2 separate regions of the Mus musculus genome follow, and region 1 is linked to region 2. Evidence: chromatin loops called from intact Hi-C (ENCODE). Cell type or tissue: left cerebral cortex. All regions are shown on one strand.

The links. Hi-C counts contacts between places; a loop is a spot of excess contacts. Peaks named below come from ENCODE experiments on the same cell type or tissue, not always from the same donor. Only the 100,000 strongest peaks of a DNase experiment are listed, where the experiment ranks them.
Region 1: a loop joins it to region 2, with 9 times the contacts of the local background. A loop is called at or near these places in 8 of 42 quality-filtered maps.

What each region holds. Positions count from the first base shown.
Region 1 is chr6:17,166,117-17,174,116 of GRCm38, forward strand. It overlaps Gm4876 (predicted gene 4876), which reads right to left and starts at 5,717. Exons shown (of 3, transcript NR_153844.1): 1 at 5,255-5,717. In left cerebral cortex, no CTCF peak of the experiment used is centred here; DNase peaks (open chromatin) are centred at 4,047, 4,511, 5,711 and 6,012; H3K4me3 peaks cover 1,569 bases; H3K27ac peaks cover 2,270 bases.
Region 2 is chr6:17,303,624-17,311,623 of GRCm38, forward strand. It overlaps Cav1 (caveolin 1, caveolae protein), which reads left to right and starts at 2,712. Exons shown (of 3, transcript NM_007616.4): 1 at 2,712-2,856; 2 at 4,258-4,422. The coding sequence starts at 2,827. In left cerebral cortex, CTCF peaks have their summits at 2,587 (motif pointing left) and 4,009; DNase peaks (open chromatin) are centred at 2,513, 3,459, 4,077, 4,288 and 1 more place; H3K4me3 peaks cover 2,537 bases; H3K27ac peaks cover 1,786 bases.

The DNA of each region.
Region 1 (8,000 bases), 140 kb before region 2:
CCCTGATGCTGTGATATTTTTAAGAAAATATTTCTAGTTTGTAATTGTACTCTTCTGTGGCTTTGGAAGTCCACAGACATTGAAGTTAAGCAGTTTAATATGCTAAGCATTTGTATACCACTCCTTTTGTGGTGTATATAACTTGGGAATCAGTCACATGTGTGCAAAGGCCATAAAAATCAGTCTTGTTGAACAAAGTAGAATATAGCTTCTTTCTTAACTGATGGGCCCATAAATAAGAACAGTTTGTTGTTGTTGCTGCTGCTGCTGTTGTTGCTTAATCATTTGTTTTACCAAAAGTCCCACCACGTTCTGCAGCACAATAATGGCATACTCCGGAATACATCCCAGTCCATGCCACCCTGTCAGCCCCATTTTGGCATGTAAGGGTGATATTTCTCCTCCTTCTCCTCAGGCCAACATGAAGTCTTTCTAGAGATGGGAATAAGAATTCTTGTTATTCCCAAAGGAAGCTCAAGCTCTAACATCATAACTATGCATCGGGCTGTACATCTGTAATCTCACCCAAGGCAGGCTGAGATGGGGATAGCTAGTTCAAGATCATCATCGGCTACACAAGGAGATTCTGATACAGAAGTAGAAGGAAGAGGAGAATGGAGAGAAAGAGTTGGAATGGGAAGAAAGGAGGAAGAAATTAAGAGTGAGGAAGCGGCGGAAGAGGTAGAGATGAGGATGTGGAGGGGAAAGGATATCAGAATGCATGTTATCTTGGGTGTGGATGTGGAAGGGTGAGAAGAAAATATCCATATACTGGATGATGGGAGAACAAAGAGCTAGTACAGAAACTAGTCTGTGCTTTGAGGGAAGGGCACTGTGCCTGGTCATGCTGGATCAGATGTCTCCCACAATATTCTTCCTTGTGATCCTCTCCCAAAGGTCAAGTGCTATTAATACTTCCCTCTAGGCACTGCAGGAAGAATGTGCAAATAGCTGCTTCTCAGAGAAGCACAGTAGATCAGGAGCTCCAAAAGTCCAGGATTTGTTCTACATAGAAATCAGTGTCTAAAGTGCTCCCAGGTTACAGTGGCTGCCTTCAAAGGATGCTAGTAAGTACTTCAAGGAAGTTTAATACACAGGCGAGAGAGGCAGTTATCTTTTGGAAACCAGCAGGTAAGACAGTGTAAATAAAACTTCAACTATCCCTTTGGTTTCATTTATTATACTGATGTACTCAAGACAAGAAGCCCCCAAATAATGCACTTGTGAGTATATATTTTTGTCTAAGGCCTAATGCAAGCCTTGGTCACTAGAGGATAAAGGATACATTAAAGAAACATCTTTACATTGTGGCAAGGAACCAGCTTTCTTCCACACAAAGATTAGCCTGACTCAGTTCAGCTTTACCAAATGCTGACTTTAGGGCATCCATGGGAAACAAAAGTAATTATCATACAAATGGCACTTTGAATTGTCACCAATTGAGACATGATGTTCATTCTTAAATACTCTTAGACAAGTACAATAATCATAGAGAGTCCAAGAACAAGACAGTATCTTAAAGATGTATTGGTTGATTATATGATTTTTAAAAAAAAGGTCTTAAATTCACTACTGTATTTGATTGTAACATCAATTACAGGAATTGGAAAACACAAATGGTATGAGATTAAATTTTTTAGTACCTTTCTCTAAAGTTACCAACATCGATGGTATTGATCTACTAAAGACAATATAAGTGTATTCTACAGTTGTCTAGTTACAAAGGCCAAGCAAGAATTTGAAACTATTTTCCAGCTTCTAGGTTCCTGACATGTTTTCAGATACAAAAAAAACCCCACTTCTTCACCAGTATCAGAAATGTTCTCAGTGGCCCTGGCCCCAGTCAGAATGAGAAGACTACCCAGGAAGGCCATCAGATCTGGGAGTCTTGTATCTGGGACTGAGGCACACCAGGGGATACAGAATGTTTAGTGGTGCTAAAAAAGAAAGATTAGAAAGGGAACTGTTTTGTAAAATCTGGGATCTTCTTGTGTTCAGGACACTGTGTGTGTGTGTGTGTGTGTGTGTGTGTGTGTGTGTGTGTGTGTGTGTGTGTGTGTTTGTGCGCACGTGCAGTGTTGTCCTAAGCACAGTGATGGATGAAAGTCAAGTGAAATCCACTTCTTGCCCTTCAGGAAGTTTCCATAGAAAAGCAACACAACTCTACAGTTAGTGGGTATCTTTTGGGTAGGATGGTAGTAATGCTTACCTGTTCCTATTCACTTTTTCCAAAATTCTCTGTCCACAGACTGTTGTAGGCAGGTAATTAGGTAGCTGCTTGTATTTTATTATTTCTGGCCCACCAACCACATTGATAGTATGGGGGAAAAGCTGCTTGCACAACACATAGTGAGATGGGAAAAACCCTGAAGTTTGGGATTAAAATTTTAAGTCTAAGTCAGTTACTTAGGGATAGATGGTTGCTTTGAGAATAAGTTTTCATATTTGCCAAATATCTTTGTATTTGAAAGGGTTAAATTTAGCTGTATCATTAAACATATGACTAGTCTTATAAGCATCATAGGTGTTGGAATAATTACTATACCTGTTTTATATTTTTCTTAGATTTATTTATAAAGATATGCTCAGCCCTGATGATGTGTGCTATATATATGTCATATATATAGTGTGTGTGTATATGTATGTGTGTATACATATATATGTATATATGTATATATACATGTGTGTGTATACACACACACACACACACACACACACACACACACACACACACATATATATATCATAATTAAAAATCACCGCTCAGCTCCTCAGTCCCTTCTCCAACTCCTCTATCAGTGATCCTGAGCTCAGTCCAGTGGTCGGCTGTGAGAGCATCTGCCTCTGTATTTGTCAGGCACTGGCAGAGCCCCTCAGGAAACAGCTATATCAGGCTCCTGTCTTCAAGCATTTCCCGGCATCCACAATAGCGTCTGGATTTGGTAACTGTATATAGGATGGATCCCCAGGTGGGACAGTCTCTAGATGGCCTTTCCTTCAGTTTCTGCTCCACACTTTGTCTTCATATTTCCTCCAGTTGAGTATTTTGTTCCCCCTTCTAAGAAGCCTTTAAGCATCCACAGAGCAAATATGTCAACCGGCCAGACCCCCTGGAGCTCCCTAGGACCGGACCACTATCCAAAGAGTACACATGGAGGGACCCATGGCTCTGGCCGCATACGTGCCAGAGGATGGTCTTGTTGGATGTCTGTGGGAGGAGTGCTCCTTGGCCCTGGGGGTGTTCAATTCCCCAGTGTAGGGGAGTGCCAGGGCTGGAAGACTGGAGTGGGTGGGTGGGTGGGTGGGGGAGCACCCTCATAGAGGCAGGGGGAGGGGGGATGGGATAGTGCATTTTCAAAGGGGAGATCTGGAAAGGGGAAAACATTTGAAATATAAATAATGAAAATATCCAATAAAAACAAACAAACAAACAAACAAAAACACATAATTAAAGATCACTTTAAGGAGTCTGGATGGATGGTTCACTCAGTGAGGTGTTTCCCATACAAGCATGAGGTCCTGAATTCAGATTCCCGGCACCCAGGAAAAGAGCCAAACATAATGGGATGCCCGTAGAATCACAACGCTGGGGTGCAAACACGAGGATCCCCAGAGTATCTGGCTAGACAGTATGACAGAACAGCTAAGCTCCGTGCTCAGTGAGCGATCTCATTCCAAAAAAGAAAAAAGAAAAAACACCCTAATCGCAACCTCTGCCCTTTGCACACTTATGCGCCCATACAAACAAACACGTACACATACATACGAAAATTCACTACACCTTGCATTAATTAATAACTGAATTCTCCAGTGACGGCAATGAAATGAGAGCAACATTCTGACTTCAAACTCTTTTGTTCAGTAGAGGAGACATGGTCTACTATGTAGCCCTGGCTGGTTGCTCTATAGACCAAGGCAGCCTAGAATTCACAGACAGCCGATTGACTTTCTCCCAAAATCCTTTTTAATGAGTCACACTCTCATTGGTGAGGTTCTCCCGGACTTACAGGATGAAGTTCCAGACAAGACTGCCAACCAGCAAATCGGTGTCAGAGTCTCAGCTCAGACCCCTGCGGGGACAGTGGCTCCTAGTCAAGTGCCCTTCATGGTGACAGTAATTAGTGCCCTGCATCTAGAGATGACAGAATCAACCTTTATGTTAGAGATGGCTCAATGTGACCCAGTTCAGTCACCACATGATTTGCGTTTTGAAAGTTAGTCGATGTACTAATGAGAAAAGTAAGGTGAGTAGTCCTTAAAGTGAAAAAGGCATGCCGATTTTCTGAAAATATGTCTATTAGTCTTCTCTTGCTAAAATCCCAATTACTTCATCAAAATGACTTCTACCAGTCTCCCACCGGTGGCTTAGGAGGCCAGTAGCAGCTTGTGCCGAAGCCACCCGCTCCATACGTCAGGCAGTGTTTGTATATACTCAGCGTATCCAAGCAGGGCCTTTTTAACTTTCCGTGCTGCGGACAGATCTGTACTTTCCTGAACAGCAGCCAGGAAAAATCTTGAAGATTTGGCAGGAACACGGTGGGAAGCCTGGTGCTGCACCAAGCTGCACTAGAGCCCGGGCTTTCTACAGAGGCGGATGAGCAAAATTCCTCCCTTTGTTTCGCTCTCCATAGGAGGACAAATGGAGGCCCCAGATTGCTATCAGGTTCTATTGTGTAAACTCGGGGTTTCCTTTTTTGGCACTGTGGCCCTTATTCTTTTTCAGCTGGAAAACCAATTAGCATTCTTTTTTATATTTAGGTGTTGGTGCCTGGGCCTTAGAACAGCTTTTGGCCATCTGCCCACATGGCCGTGGTCTCTAGGGCAAGGCCTGACAAATTAAGATAAAACCGTTACTTCATGTTTTCCTCCAATGAGAAAACAAAAACTGTTTCCTGCTCTTATTAATTAGATGGCGTCGATGTCCACATATAACAAATAAAGAGGTAGGCATAATCAGGGTGTCAACCCTGAGCCCTTATCTCGCCCCAGGCGGAGTTCCCCTACAAGAATGTGAGAAGGAAGACCTGTCCAGTTAGGACTAAGCTTTTCTTCTCTTGAAAAAAAGAAAGAAAGAGAGAGAGAGAGAGAGAGAGAGAGAGAGAGAGAGAGAGAGAGAGAGAGAGAGAGAGAGAACCTCCAGCCATCCTTACAGTCAACAGAGGCCTCTGTCAAATGGCTTGCCTTTGTTAACTACGGGGTCACCGTTTGTCCTCTGTGGCATTTTTGCCTCACAGGTTTGAGTGGCGTGACTTACCTGGAGGAAGGAACTGTTAGGAGATTCCAGCCCTGACGAGTGGATTAGTCAGAACAGGCAAGAGGGCCCTGCCCATCTGGAACAAAAATAAACAGAACCAAATACTTCTGTATCTTGAAAGGCAAACAAAATGAAGTTCACGTTCCAGGAACATAGTTTACGATTGGAGAAAGCCCTCTCTGGGCCGGTGTGGCTGTCAGAATAGCCAAGCATGTGCAGGAGAGGAAGAAACGAGCTCGGAATTGCCCAGCTCCGAGAAGTGTTCCTCCTGGTAAGCAGCCTTTGCCATGGCAACAACCTAATGCCACAGATCAGAGGAATGCAGTCCTCCAGCGAGCCGACCTCGGCCTGGCAAAGTCTCCCAGATGATGCAAAATATTTAGAAGGGAAATGGGAAAACAAACAGAAAGGGAACACAGCCATGTGGCTACAGAGCGAAGACAAAAATAAGACACACACACACACACACACACACACACACACACACACACACACACACACCAACAGTGCAGGACAGCTACAACAGCGGGCTTGTGTCCCTGGTACTGAATGTCCACCTCTTTGCTAGAAACAGCCCGCGGGATTACTGCTCCCCCTTCAAGTCTGTCTTTGTAAATAGTGGGTAGTGGCATCCCTTAAGAAAAAAAAAATCAATTGAAAGACTTCTTTAAAGGCTCGGTACAGACCATTTTCTTTGCTACAGATTCTATTCTGGAGCTGTATCATTTAACAAAGGGTCTGTGTTCTGACTCATCCGGAAATTTTTTAGCCATTTTTTTTCTTTCTGTTAGGTTCCTGTCACAGGCAGAGAATGGTCATCTGTAATAACCCAAAGGGAGTGACTAGAACATGCCCAGCCACATGTAAGAAAAATGTAATAGACTAGTGTCTAAGGGCCAGAAATTTCCCAGTACCCTGGGCAGGATTGGTTGCACAACCAGATTTGTTAAGACAGTCTCAGCTTAGTTCAGGTTCAATTACAAATGTGCCTCAGTGCTCACAAGAGTTCCTGTTTGGGATAATAAATATCTGATGGTCCTATTCATGCTCAGAGCCCAAGGGTCTGCTAACTACTTCTACTTCACCCCCCAGGAACGTTATTCTGAAGTTCTTCTTTGAAACCTAAATATAATACATAAAGATATAAACCTAAAAGAAATAGGGAAATGACTTGATCACTAAAGTGTTTGCTCTGCTCCCCCTTCAAGTCTTTGCTCTGCAAACATGAGGACCTGAGTTTGGAGTCCCGGGTCCCCATGTAAAACTCTAGTGCCATAGCACATGCCTGCAAACACAGAACTGTGGATGTGTGACTGGAGGCCTCCTGGGGCTCCATCTTTTGCCAGTCTAGCCAAATGGGTTAGTTCCGGGTCCAATGAAGACTTGTCCAAAAGGTAAGTTAGAAAATGAACAGAGAGAGTATCTGGTGTCAACCTTTGCCCTCCACCCACGTGTGTGTTCACATGTGTTCCCCTTACACAACTAAAATACAATAATAAAATGAAGAAGGGTGATAGTTCTCTGATCTCACTAAGAAGAACCTTCAAAGAGATTTGCTTCATCTACAAGAAACACTGGGGACACAATCCCCTCTGCAGGGGCCAGGAGAGAAACTGCCTATTCATCTCCAGGCTGCCTTCAGGAGAAACTGGGAGTTACCCAGGAGGCTACCTACAGACACCCACACAGGCACTTCTCTGTCAGGTGCAGGAAGGCAGGCAGTCCTTTCACAATCAGACACATGGCTGCCTCCTTTTGTGCCTTGCAGCCCAGAAGCGCCTGTGAGAAGTTCATAATGGGAGAGGCTTCAGAGGGTCTATGTTGCCCCCAGCTGCACTGCCATGAGGCTACTATCTGAATTAGAATGGAAACTCTTTGATCTCTTTTATATCTAAGTTTAAACCATGGCCTGGACCCAAAAGGTGGACTAATTTTGGCAACTTCCCCTCTACACTTTTATCTGGAGATGAAAGCGAGGTTTGCAAGCATAAACAGAAGGTGTATTTCCCCGGGCCCAGCAACCAGCATATGAAATAAATGACACTATAGATTCTGGCACTCAGTCAAGCTCTGGCTTCTTCATCTCTGCTGCCTCATTCTCTCACAGCCATTAGGATAATCTCCTTCTATCTTAAACATAAAGATGGTTCAATACCAAAGAACAAACTTCTTGGATTGAGGCACACAGAAGGGATAGAAACTCCATAAGAAGACCAACAGAGTCAACTAACATGGACCTTTGGGGGCTCCCAGAGACTGAACCAATAACTGAAGAACATACATGGGTTGGACCTAGTCCCCTGCCCCACACATATGTAGCACATGTGCAGTTTGGTCTTCGTGAGGGTTCCCCCGCAACTGGAGTGGAGGCTTACCCTGACTCTGTTGCTTGCCTGCTCCCCTAAATGGGGAGTCTTGCCCGGCCTAAGTGGGAAAGGATTTACCTACTCCTGCAGTGACTTGAAGTACTAGAGTGGATTGGTACCCAGAATAGACACCTTCCTTCTCAGAGGTGAAAGGGAGAGGGGATGGGGGGTATTTTTGGGGGGACTAAGAGGAACTGGTGCTTTGATTGGAATGTAAAGTGAATATATCTTCAAGAATAAATATGAAGCAACTTCTTGCAGCAGAGGGAGTGACTTCTCTATTGTCTCGTAAAATTTAAAACATGGGAGCTAGAAAGATTGGTCAGTGGCTAAGAGCACTAGCTCATCTTTCACAGGACCTGGGCTCATTTCTCAGCGCT
Region 2 (8,000 bases):
CAAGCTCTCATAACCCTCCTTACCTCTAATCCATCGCTCCAGCCCTGGATTTTAAATCTTAAGACTATTAGTATTGCTTAACCTTAGGCTTCTAACCAGAGAAGAGAAAAAAGATAGAACTAAACGAAAAGAGGAAAAAGACTCAGTGTCATGAGAATGGGAAAGATAAAGCACGGTAGGAAGATGGGCCTGGAAGAAAGGCAGGGCGAACACAAAAAAAGCAGCTAATTGTTATTTAGCCACAAGCAGATCCTGTGTCCTGGAACTTAACAAGTGCAGTTAGTTGTCAACTTAGAAACAGTTTATTTTCCTCAGGAGTGTTAGTGTATCCAGACATCAGTGTCTTTATGTCTAAGATAGCGGGATTAGATGACCATTACCATGTTTAGTTAAGTATCTCTACTGATGCAGAATCCTCAGGCTTTTAAAGTTGCATCTGACATTCGAAAAATAGCAAATAAATAAACTGTAATACTCATTTCCAGCAAATGATTTAGAGAAAGCTATTAACTTTCCCTCAAGCCCAAAGTCACATGTGTGAATATCAAAGAAAAGGATTATTTATATCACCTATTCACTTAAATCTCATACCTAAGTTAGCAGAGTTAACTTCTCATGGGGTCAGAGTCATTTCTCCCAGTCAGCTGTCACAAGACCTTAAGAACTGTTTCTCTGTAGCATCTGTGTCTTGTTGAGGTGGGTCACCTAAACAGCTATCGTTTTTCTAGTCATTGCGGATTCATCTTGGCATCCAGAGCACTCCCCTAATCTTTATGATTCCAGAGCCGCTGTTGACTTGACTTGGATATGGGCTTTCCCCTGGAGGTGGCTTTCCCTCTGCTGGTTTAGGTAGGCATCCACTGAAGGACCTTTCCAGAACTTCTTTCTGCCGGGAATGCAAGGCAAACTCGTCAGCTTGAAACAATGGGTGGGAACCAGTTTCTACGTTTTTCCCTAGAACAGAATCCTAATGGCCTCGAAGCAAATATCTCTGAAAGACAATGCAGATAGTAGACAAACGATATCCTAAGAGATCTTCAGAGGTAGCTAAGGCAGCTACATGGAACCAGAAGGCCTTTTCTGGCTTACCGTGTAGGTTGACACACGAGTTGATAAAAGATTTTGGAAAAGTAATTTAGTAGAAATAAAACTAAGGAGACTAGCCTTTGAAAAGACCTTTAATCTCATAGGGAACAGCCAGCATAAGTTACCTAACCTTTACCACACCGACTTTCCCCTGCCATTCCTGGTTAAAATTCACCCTTTTATTTTTTAACAACATACTGCTAACCACCCTCATTAGATTAGTATGACAAATGCAAGTGCTGAAATAGCACGCCGTTCCCATTAGCTATGGGTGTCACACCCTGATAAAAATAAATAAATTATTCATAAATAATATATTTATAATTTATAATAAAATGTATTATAAATTTATAATTAATCAAATAATTAATTAACAATTGCTTCCCTATCAGCCGGGGACCCAGGTTACTGGTCTTTTCAGGTCTTCTTTCCAGCTAGATGATCAGTTCTTTCAGGGTTCCATTTTATCTGTTTTCAAGCCCTGGGATTCCTCTTCATCCTTCTCATGAGCCCGTGCTCCTGCTTCTTGGAAACAATTTTAAAAATGTACTCTCTGTCCTTTCCAGTGTGCATTGGGAGTGTTTGCATAGGAATGCTTAGGTAAAAATTTCCTTTCATCCTTGAGGTGGTGGGGAGTAAACTGCTTAGTTACTGTCTCTAATTAGTTACTCTTTCCTTTAGTAAAAAGCAACTATAGTTTATCTTATTTTTCCTTACAATAAGACAAAGGAGGCTGGCCAGCTTTTGAAACTGATATTTTAGTTGTTAACTTAAAAAGAAAAACTACTTTGTCAAAAAATAAAACAAACAAACAAACAAACAAAAAACATTCTCTCACAGTCAAGCACATATTCCTGCGCTTGGATCCTCTATGGCAGAGGATGTAGTTCAGTGGTAGAGTGTTTAATCTCCAGGCAGAATACACAAAGCCCTGGGTTCGAACTCGTCGATCTTGAGCCAAGAAAAAAAAAAAAAACAAAAAAAACAAAAACAAAAACAAAAAACTCTCTAGTAACAAGCTTGAACCTCTAAGTAAAATTTTCTGCAGTTGAAAATACTCAAAGTGCTTATGGTTACTGTATAACCTGCTGGTAGGGATTTCATTTTCTTTATTGCAGAGGCGCCCACACAGATTGCTTCGTTGTGTTTATATTTAAAAAAAAAAAAAATGTTCCCTCAGGTTCCCAGCCATCTCGCTTCTATATCTTTCTCTGTGAAACAAGGAGACAGATCAGTTCTACGTGGGCGAATTGGGAGGGGAGGCAGCTTAGGACAGGGCAGAATTCTTTCTGCAGAGCCGGATGCCCATACTGGGCATCTCTGCAGACTCTTGGGCTCCCTCCACCCCTGCTGAGATGATGCACTGGGAAAACACGCGCTCTCCCCTGGATGCCTCTCTGTAGGTTTATAGCTGGGAAAACGTTGCCTCGAGTCTAAAATATCTGCCCAAACTGCCTAGCTCTGATGAAGGCTTTCTCACAGGCTCTCAGCTCCCCGCCGGCACTCCCCGCCCTCTGCTGCCAGAACCTTGGGGATGTGCCTAGACCCGGCGCAGAGCACGTCCTAGCCAACTGAGAGCAGAACAAACCCCTGGCGAACAGCCAAGAGGCTCCCTCCCAGCCACCGCCCCCCGCCAGCGCCTTTCCCCCCTCTATACAATACAAGATCTTCCTTCCTCAGTTCTCTTAAATCACAGCCCAGGGAAACCTCCTCAGAGCCTGCAGCCAGCCACGCGCCAGCATGTCTGGGGGCAAATACGTAGACTCCGAGGTAGGCTTGGGTGAGGGCTCCAAAGTGCCTGCTTTTGCTATCTTCCACTCCAAATGCTCGGACTGCTTTCCTCGCCCCAGCCCGCTCTCCACCTTCGCGGCACTCGAGCTGGCACCTTGGAGGAATGGGCTGGGTGGGGAGGTGAAAAGCTAGGAATGTCTTAGGGCTTCCTTTTGGAGAGGAGACCAATGGAGCCAAAAGGGGAAAGAAGGAGACCCGGTCTGCCAGACTTAGAAAAGTTTTCCAGATGACACGTTCGCGAGACCCCACTGCGGTCCAGCCCGTACCTACTGGGAGGCTTAGGGCTGCTGCTCAGTGTGTGTGTGTGTGTGTGTGTGTGTGTGTGTGTGTGTGTGTGTGTGTGTGTGTGTGTGTTCGGGGGAAGGAGATTCATTTGGACAGTGTCCCCCCACCCCAACCCCCCAGGAGCCTAAAGTGGCTGGCTTGGGCAGCGGCATGCGTGTATTGCACTTAGCGAAGTTCTCGAGAACTTCAATAGTTTTTTCTGCCCCTGAGAGGCCCGGGCGGGGGGAGTTCCGAGGTGGGGGAAGCCTCCTTCCTCCCTCACAAGTACCACCGCCATTGTCAACTCCTTCTTGGCACTCAGGTGGACTAAACGTGGAGACCCCGGTTCCCAAATAGGGCTACGATTCAGCTTGGAGTAGACAGCCTGAGAGTGATCTAAGTAAGGGTGGGTCAGGCAGTTCTTCAGATGGCATGTCCTCTGGGGCATGGGGGTGGGGGTGACAGGTCTTGGCACATGCCTCAGCCTAAAGAAGTATGTTAGATTGTGAGCCACTTATTCACCCCCACGGCCTAAGAAAAACCAGGGAGTAAAGGTGGGTTTTAAAAGGGGGTAGGGGCTGTGGCAGGTGCAAGGAAGAAGCACGGAGGGACAGTGAAGATGGGACCATTACGTCTGTCAGTTTGGTCCAGAGTGATCTTGATAATGTTGAAAGGGACCTTAGGACAGTGTTAAGGGTTAAGAGAGGGACCACGGAGCAGGTGAGGTTGTGGGGTCATAGGTCTGGCGGAGAGAAGGAATACAGAGGAGGAGGAACGGGAACCCCAGCCCCTGGGCTGGGGAGTCAGGGCCGAGAGCCGTGGGGAGCAGGAGGGCGCATGGGACTTCGCCCTGACCCCTGGCGGCGGGCGCGGGAGGCAGGCGCTCTCTGCCTGGTACCGAGGGGTGTGGTGTCCTCCGCTCCGTCCTCTTAAAAAGCTTGCAGCGCTGGAGTTTTCTGTGTGCAAGCCTTTCCTTCGAGGTTGAAGCTAGCAAAAGTTGTAGCGCCAGGCTACCCCCGCACAGCCAGGCTGACTCTTGACTCTTGTTTTTCTTTCTGAACTTTTCTTCCCACCGCTGTTGCCGCCCTCCCCTGGCTTGGCCGGTTGCCCTCACAGGGACATCTCTACACTGTTCCCATCCGGGAACAGGGCAACATCTACAAGCCCAACAACAAGGCCATGGCAGACGAGGTGACTGAGAAGCAAGTGTATGACGCGCACACCAAGGAGATTGACCTGGTCAACCGCGACCCCAAGCATCTCAACGACGACGTGGTCAAGGTAAGCATGTTGCTGTCTGGGTCCCACAGTGTACTCTCCCAAGCTTTGACAGACAAGCACTCCTTTTTTGAGCTTGGCTGTGTGTGACCCCCTGCGGGTCTGGTGTCAGAAATGTCGCATCTGCCTGCCTCTTCCTGCTGGCAAGTTCAGCAGGAATTTAGCCAGTTGATGTGGGGGGTCCATAGAACCTTAGCCACGAGTGCCCCACCACACACATGCACATTACTTGGGAAGGGAAAATTATTATGGTCCATTGGCAGGTTAAAAGTCCAGTTACAGCTCTTTTCCATGTTGGTAAAATAATTGTGTGAGACTTTGTGCCACTGGTGAATAACAGAATACAGAATGAGCAGATTCTGTCAGCTAAATAATCTAAATGATTAGCATAAAAATATGAAATGAGTGGAACCGATAACATATGCAGATATGTGTACATATTTTGTATGTAGTGTATGTGTGTGTGTGTGTGTGGTGTTTTAACTATAGAAACATGGCACATGTGCAAGGGTAAGCTCATTTACCAAACTGAAAATCATTTCCACCTCTTGACTTCTGGATCCCTCTAGTTAAATGTGTGCGTGTGTGGTGACAGCCAAGGTCAGCCTGCCCTGGGCTAACAGAACTCAAGATTGGTGTTCCATTTTCAAGATGTCCTTGCTGAGATTTAAAATACCTTACTTTCCTGAGTTGTTGGTCAGCATAGACTTGACACAGTGGTCTGTCTGACTTTCATTATCATTTTGCTATTCAACTTTGACCCTTTCAACAATTCTGGCTCAAGGAATTTCTTGTCTGAATCTGAGTGGGTTGAGAAATCCTGGACTCGAGCTGTCCTTGGCAGAGGATTTCCTCTGAGTGGCCTGGAGGGCCAAGGAAAATCCTAGCTTCAGGGGTTCTAACGGAAGACACTGCCCTGCCCTGCCCAGCCCCTGATTCACCATTGAGGAGGTGATGCAGTTTCTACCCACAGCCTTCTATCTATGGATGGGAGGAGCTCCAGTACAGTTTCACCTTTATGAATAATATATTTCAGAGAGAGAGGCTTAATCTACAACTACAGGGAAAGTGTATCTGTCAAAATTGACTCCCTTGGTTTGCTGGTAGAAAAAAAGGAAAATTGGACCATTTTCTCTTGGCCACATTGTGGAATATTTAAAACCAGCAATGAAGGCACCTCATAAATTGGAAGTTAAGATTGCTAAAAAATCCGTTTATTAGCCACACTTCCTTAAAGGGGAAAGAGCAGTTTTCTTTTCACCCTTCTTGTGCTGCGTTGGTCAAAGAGGGAGACTCCAATTATAAAAGCAGATTTCATGATTACAAATTGGCTCCCTTCTATGGAGCCTCCCTGTTGTTGCAATGTGGATTCCCAAGAGCCAGAGAGCCTCCTGAGATGAGTCAGAAAGGCCAGCAGTGTGGATTTGGGTCCCCACACATAGCATGACTAAGTGGAGAGAGAAGGCCCCACTGGGAAAAGAGACTTCAACACAGATGGAAAAAAGGCATAACAGGCTTGGAGGAAATAGCAGTTTACAAAATACTACGTCAAGAGTGAGTGTGGAGCTCCTCAAATTAGAGAAATTAGAAGAGCTAGAGCAATACCTGCCTGCTTGCTCACAGGAGGAGCAAATCCAGAAAGACAGACAGACAAGAAAAAGCTAACCTTGAGAAAAGAATTTAGAAGAATTTAGGCAGATGTCCTGCCCAGGAGGTTATCTTCTGAAAGCATTTGTTTTGCAGAGAGAGACCCAGGCTACCCCTGCTCATAGACTCCTCCCCTCCCCCACAGAACTAGCTAGAAATTTTCCATCATAGAAATCTCTGCTGGACAGTGTCTTGCTAGAGTGTCCCCTGCTCTTCACCGATACCTTCATATCCAGTTGAATAACACAACTAAACAAACCTTCTATGTAGACAAGAAATGAGGCCCAGATTGAAGGTATAAAGAACACCATAGTCCAATTCGTCTCAGTCCTATGTATCAAGTGTGGAGGCATGGAAAGGCCCCAAAGGCTGCATGCTCTACACTTGCACTTCATCAACACAGAGCATGATCACCTAGCCCTCTGGCAACAAGAATATCCATTTCAATATAGAATCGATTGCCAATATAACTGTTTTCATATAGAGGCTTGACACTTCACATAACGGTGTATCTACATATATACAAAATATTATGATTTGAATGTTTTCTTAAGCTTCTTTTACCCAGATAGTTAAACGTTGGATTCACCATTCTTCCTCTGACATTTATAATGTTCATTCATTTGCTCATTACCCATGATTAGAATTCGAAAGTAAAAAAAAAAATGCATTAAAATATATGATCTTATTAATTGCTATTCAGCTTATTACAATGTTGTGATGTGTTAGGCTGGATTTTTATGATTTAGTTTTTAAAATAAGTCCAGCAGATAAAAATATTACTGTTAATACTGCTAATAAAACAAGAAAGATATGTACATATTACAAAAATCTTAATCTTGAACACACACACACACACACACACACACACACACACAGAGCCACAATGGATCCTTTAGTTTTGCCCTGACTACCAAGATACATGTAGCTCTATTATTTGTTTTATTAGCACAATTTATTTACTCTCCCCCACAGGTGGTTTTGTGTTCTCTCTCTCTATCTCCCTCTCTCTCCTGGCATGTAGTAATATGAGGCTCCATTGCACTGTCAACTGCATTGTCATTTTAGAAATAGACTAAATATGTGCTATGCTAAGTCAAAGTAAGTGGTATCGCATATTGCAGAATAAAATGTTCTCAAAAGTGATTGTCACTGATACTGTCAGGAAGATGTCACAGGAAGAGCAGCAGGTAGGTAAAAGATTCCTTAAATCCTTTAATGGAGGGGGTCAAGAGGAGCATGGGATCTGACCTAGGTGGGAGAGCACAGTCTATATGCAGAAGCTTAGGAGGGCAGGAGGGTGCACGGAAGGAGACCAGACTGTTATATATTGTATTTTGAGAATATTCTCTTCCATACCTTCTTACCCTCCATCTTCTCACCCCTCCCTTTCTTTGATCCCCCTAGACACTTCCATATTATTATTTTAAATAAAGTTTGATTACAATTTTTAATTTTTGAGATTATAATTATGCTCCCCTCCCCACTTCCCTTTCCTCCTTCCAGCCCCTCCCATTGTAACCCTTGACTTTTTCTCAGATCCATGGCTGCTTTTTCTTCAAATATATGTGCATATAAATTTCTAAACATAAAAATATAGCCTGCTCTGTCTATATAGTGTTGTCTGTGTATGTTCGCAGGGATATTTGGTATTAGATGATTAACTGGTATGCTGCTACCTGGGGAAGACTGTTTCCCTCACTCTCAGCATTCCTTAGCTGCCTGTAGTTTTTGTCTAGGGTTGAGGCCTTGTGAGTATTTCTATCCCTTAGCATGTCTACCATGTCATCCTTGCTAAGGTCTTGTTTAGGCAGCCATATTGGTGAGGCTTCATGGGTGTTGCTGCTCTGACGTTTCTAGGAAACACAGTGTCACAGCAACCTATGTATTCCTCTGACTCTTCTCATCTTTCCTCCCCCTCTTCCACCACAACC